2 separate regions of the Mus musculus genome follow, and region 2 is linked to region 1. Evidence: chromatin loops called from intact Hi-C (ENCODE). Cell type or tissue: left cerebral cortex. All regions are shown on one strand. Links, peaks and the distances in the headings refer to the core of each region. The heading gives the core; the rest is flanking DNA.

The links. A loop is a pair of places that touch in the nucleus more often than their neighbours do. Peaks named below come from ENCODE experiments on the same cell type or tissue, not always from the same donor. Only the 100,000 strongest peaks of a DNase experiment are listed, where the experiment ranks them.
Region 2: a loop joins it to region 1, with 13 times the contacts of the local background. A loop is called at or near these places in 10 of 42 quality-filtered maps.

The regions. Positions count from the first base shown.
Region 1 is chrX:157,461,337-157,464,255 of GRCm38, forward strand. It overlaps Sms (spermine synthase), which reads right to left. Exons shown (of 11, transcript NM_009214.4): 5 at 625-800. Among named protein-coding and RNA genes, the nearest start is that of Sms, 29 kb to the right of the region's middle. In left cerebral cortex, for the core only: a CTCF peak has its summit at 1,584 (motif pointing right); a DNase peak (open chromatin) is centred at 1,624.
Region 2 is chrX:158,923,652-158,926,570 of GRCm38, forward strand. No RefSeq gene overlaps it. Among named protein-coding and RNA genes, the nearest start is that of Rps6ka3, 330 kb to the right of the region's middle. In left cerebral cortex, for the core only: a CTCF peak has its summit at 1,609 (motif pointing left); DNase peaks (open chromatin) are centred at 366, 973, 1,344 and 1,528; H3K4me3 peaks cover 204 bases; H3K27ac peaks cover 1,365 bases.

The DNA of each region.
Region 1 (2,919 bases), core at 269-2,768:
AGGAGAAAAAAAACTCAAATGATGACTCTACCCAAATATATAAATGACTTGACCTGCTGAAATCTAGCTTGCAATGAAAATTTCCCAATGTTTTAAAACAGTGCAATTTTTTGTTGTTGTTGTTGTTGTTTTTGGATTGAGTAGTTTTAATGAATCTGATACATAGGACAAAAAAAAAGAACTAAGAATACAATCTTGAGAATGTACAAATATTGTGAATAATTAAACCGGATGCTGTTTTCAAGATAACATTTCGAACAAAATGCAGTCAAGTTAGATGAATACTCCCTGGTGTTATCAGTGTTCTATGGTGGGCTCGCTGCACTAGTCTGTGTACTTACGGTTGGAATTTGTCCATACTAAAATGCCTTTTTTAAACAAGCAGCTGTACTTTCTACTGAAAATCAATCCAACTATCCATCAAATAAATAAAAATCTACTTCAAAACAATGTTTAAACAAAAAATCCAGACAAGCCACAGGTTCGTACAATTTAGTGAATCTTAAGCTAGCAGTGTCAGAGTTAAGCTCAGACAAATCCCTGACAATGGCACTTGTTGAGAAAGTAGCGGCTACCAACACACAGCCCCTTGTTAGGCAATCAGAGGATGAGTGGGATACTTACTAACATCCCCGCTGAGGATGAGAATATTCCCAAACTGCTTCGAGTGTAGGATTTTGATGTTCTGATATGGTGAATCTTCATCATACACCACTTCATCTATGTCATACTCAACCAGGCGCCCATCAGCAGTAGGCCAGTATCTGTCAATGGCCCCTCCGCGAACTATGGGTGGTAATCTGGAGGGGAAGAGACAGAAATAAGTCTTTGGGGAGAACACTGCTTTACAAGAAGGACCTTAGATGGAGAGTGTACAGAAGGCCATGAGGGACAAGAGAGATGGCTCAGTGCTTGCAGAGTGTACTGCTCCTACAGAAGACTCAAGTTTGGTTTCTGGCTTTGGTTGCCACTGCTAGTGACTCCAGTTCCAGGGAACTATCTGGATCTCATCGTCCAGCACTTACACTCACATGCACATACCCACAATTAAGAAGAAGAAGAAGAAAAAGGTAGCCGTGTGTTTGTTCCAGACTCTAAACTCACAAAACAATCCAAACCCCGGACACTCACAATCAGTCCACAAAGTTTCAATGCTTGCACAAAACCATTTCTCTTAAAGGGAAAACAAGAAAGAACTTTCTGGAATGTTTTAAAATTATTTTCCTAATGAAAACTTGAAGGAGAAAATGGGCCCGACAGATAGCTATCACACTGTACATATCGATCTCCAAAGATGTACAAAACCACACAGTCATTACTGCAGTTAGAAGTTCCATGATCTAGTGCAGATTCCATCTCGAAGGGTCCTAAAGAGTCCTAACTATGTCCTCCATAGCAGTCCCTTTCCCGCTTTGACATAAGTAAGTGGGCTCTTCTGTGGTCCTCAGAGACAGAGTACTACACCAACAATTATTCACTAGTGGCAACGGGATGTAGGAGCTGCTTGTATAAAGCACTAATTACTGAGAAAGCGACAAAATGATAAAGTATTTCTGATAGGATACACATAACAGAACCTACCAGCAGAGGGCACTAAATGACAAGGGAAAAAAAAAACTCCAAAAAAGAGGCTTGGTAAATCTCACCCAAGGCAATGAGAACACACTGCACACCCAACAATGAAGTGGTACTATGTACAGAACTATACATATGTGTCAATAATGCTGGAACACACAACCTCTGCTCACTTCCCAATCTCCTCTCACCTTCTTCCAATAGTGCAGCCACAGTCTGCTAACAAGTGAAGAAAACCTTCTCAGAAACACACCCACAACATACCACACACTACAGACACACACACAATCTGTAAACTGCTCCACAGCCAACAAATTTCTCACAAGCTTTAATCCTAACAACTCCAGGTTTAGCCAATTTATACTTTCCAGTGAGTAAATTCATCTTTCAGAACTAGGCAGACCAGAGATATTTCTTACATTAAATAACGGCCTGCAGGGCGTGGTGGCGCACACCTTTAGTCCCAGCACTCGGGAGGCAGAGGCAGGTGGATTTCTGAGTTCGAGGCCAGACTGGTCTACAGAGTGAGTTCCAGGACAGCCAGGACTATACAGAGAAACCCTGTCTCAAAAAACCAAAACAAAAAACAAAAAACAAAAAAAAAACGGCCTAGTTAGGAAAGAGCCAGACAGCTGATGAACGAGACTGGGGGATGCCGCTCCCACCCCTAGGCGGGCTGAAGATTAAAGGGAGCTTGGTGACTTTGACCAATCTCACTTAGAATGCTATTTCACATTAATAATATTATTTAAAAAAGATTACTCTGCAGTTAAAGGTACTTTCAGCCATGCCTGATATCTTAGTTTTATCCCTGGAAGCAATGTAAATCCCTCTGACCTTCATAGCCACCTACACATACATGCTTACATACATGCATACATACACACACACACACACACACACACACACACTTAAAAGAGAGTTCCCACAACTGCTGATGTCAAGGACATCAGGAGAGGAAAGTCATCCTGGCTGACAGTCGGCCAGTTCTAACCAGGTATAAACAATGTCTACTCTCAACTATTTCAACACTGCCTGGCTCAAGTTAAAGAGCTCTCTCTCTTCTCTAGATTTGTAAAGCCTGGCAAAGAACCAGAAGATCACTAACAAGATGTGGAAGCCATTAGCTTGATAAAGAGTTCAAGGCAGCAGGAAGTGTGACTCCTTGCTGCAGAGGGCTACCAGGAGACCTCATGCAATCCCACAAAACCAACCTACCTACCCTTGCACAAAATCAAACCTGGAATGTAAATAAATCAGGTAGGTCCATTTGTTCTTGGCCTCAAATACACTGTATTGTGACAATTTTTCCCAAACTGAAACTTTAGATGAGTTTATTTCCCT
Region 2 (2,919 bases), core at 171-2,670, 1.5 Mb after region 1:
CTTTGAAATTCCTTCAACTCTTTATTAAGCCTCGTACTTATCCGAGAATAGCTTTTGTTTTACTGCCTGGGCAGTATGCGTTTAATGACTAATGGGCACAAAGCAGGACAACCCTGTCACACACACACACACACACACACACACACACACACACACACAAATGGGTAACCCAAATTCTCCCTTCCTGCTCCTTAGATAAGCCTTCACACTTCACTGCTCAGTGGAAAGCAAAGAAGGCATGGGGTGAACTGAATTCAGCTGTTGTTACCTGATTCTGACCACACTGGAAGGAGTCTAATTTTCAGGCACAGATTTGGTTTACGCAGTGAGTGGGCAGGTGGAACCTCCTCCACCTAGAAAGGAATCGTGATAAGGGAGAATTTTTTTTAAAGGTGGGGGAAGAGCCTAGAAACGAAATCCGTTTTCATCGCACGTGATGTGTGCAGATCTTAAAGTAGGTTGTTGCACTTCTGCACTGGGCTGTGTTTTGCCTTCGATGGATGCACATTCAGCTTGAGGCGATGCTGATAGCCGTGATTAAGCAGCGCTTCCAAGGGAAAATGTTTTGTTGTTTTCCTACCAAGATAGGAAATGCTTGTTTAGTATGCAAGAAAACTCCTCCCATTTCTGAAATGGAATTTACGTTATACGGTCTTTTGTTAGATGGTTAAGATTGCACTGCATGGTAGAAAGGACGTTAGGAGAATTTTAAGTGAGAGAGAGGGAGGAAAAAGAATGCAGGAGATAAAGAAGGGTGGGAGGTAGATACGAAGGGGGAGTGTAAGGGGGAAGAATCCAGGAATGCTTAAGCAAAGTAGAGAAAGAAAGGGGAGTGTGGATCCATTGTTCACAATAGAAGGGCTAGTTAAAACCACCAATTTCAGGAGCCAGGAGGGCATCTCGATTAGGGAAATCCCAGCTATGTGCAGCCCCTACCCCGCTGGGAATATCTGCTGACAGGAATGTAATGGAAAGTGTAGCTGATGTGAGAATCACCAGAGAAAGAAAGCCTAGGACTCTGCTGGGGAAGAGGATTTTTCTCAAACAAGAAAGAAGTGAACCCATTCATTCTAAATGAAAGATGCCAAGTGTATATACAAAGATGGAATATAGAAACTCTCCCAAAGGGACATTAAACACTGTAATTGCGTCATTGTCTATAGACCTGCAGCCGACTTCCATCTCAAACAATATAAGAAAATAACAATTCTTCATGAATTATTCAGAGGTTCCCTTTGTGGCAGTCACACACTGTACAACTAAGGCCCCACAGATCTTCTTCAAGGAGCCTGTGGAACTATTTCTTACATAAGTGTGGGAAGGTGGCAGCTGGCTTTAAGTTCAGTGACAATGCTTTCAGCCTATTTGACTAATAATTTCGAAAGTCTTTTGCAACAACTTTGTAACACTTAATGCTGAATTGTGTTTAGTGTGTCATGTTTTGGACATCTTGGTCAGTTGCCTTTGCTGTAGCTGCCACTATCAATGTTAATGATAATAATATTTTGTTGGTGCAATGAGGTTGTGTAATAAAGAAGACAAAAGGAAATACTGTGTGCTCCACAAGGGGCTGAGAATTGATTTTATTAAAGCTTTGCTGCCACCTAGTGATGCATTTGAAGAACTACCTGATTTAGACCGAAGTCATTCCAATGCATTTTAAAATACCAGTGCAACTGTTGGGAGGGCTAGCAACCAAAATACTAAAACTACAATGTTAAGCATTCCAGTAATATGAATATAATCAAAACTGTAATAAGTTTCCTATATATTATACAACTCAGTTACTCAAAATGTATCAAATAAAAGTGTGTTATAAACCAAACCATTAAAAACAGTTATAGTCAACGTTTATGTAATACCTACCCCATTTATATAAACCTATCTTGTGCCTGACATGACTTGATACAATGGAGAAAGCCCCTGAAGTTGGGAGCTCCTATCACAAGCCATACCCACAAGTAACTGTCCATCTATTTTCTATATAGAGTATACAAGTGTGTTCAATGTAGGTCCCCATATTTGTTTCAGGGGAATTTTCATAATTTGTTAGAGCTAAAGGAACCTTGCAGTTCAAAGATTGACATTGTCATTTATCAAACACATGAAGTTAGTCCAAGTTCAACTGCTTAACATTATTGAGCACTACACATTTTTTTTTATACAAGCAGCCAGGGTGGTCACTTGTAAGGTTGTTTTTTGTTTTGTTTTGGGTTTTTTTCAAGTCCTCATTTTAAAAGAGGGATAACTGTATATTATATGAAGTAAGTCATTTCTTTTCTTCTCTCCTCAAAACCCAGTCATTCTCTTTTGCCATTGAAATCTGAATGTCCATGAAGGAACCATGTGCCATCACCTTCAGTGATTTGCTTGAAGCTGGCCCCACCCCAGGTTAGCCAATATGAGTAAATTCTTCTGCAAACAGTGACAGTAATTTAGTTAGGGGTTGGCCAAGAAAATTAAACGCATCACTTCTATTGAATAACATGCTATTGAGTGACTGTCTGGGGAGTCACGAATAAATGTGGTGTGTCTGTCTGCTGATTGTGCCTTTAAGAAATTATATCTGGTTTTCCCCTGGCCATAAGTGTAGCTATTTGTCCCCATTTGTTGTGGAAAAGAACTAAACTCACTCCTGCATAACTGTGAACAACAAGAGTTTCAGTCATGTCTTTTAAAAAAATCTTCCTCTTCAATGCTTTGTTCTACCCCATCTTGTGACCTCTGCATTTTAGAGTACACTTTTAATGTTTAATACATTAACTCTTTTTTTTTTAATTTTTATTGGATGTTTTCTTTTTTATTAGATATTTTCTTTATATACATTTCAAATGCTATCCCAAAAGTTCCCTATACACCACCACCACCCCCCCAGCCCTGCTCTCCCACTTCTTGGCCCTGGCATTCCCCTGTACTGGG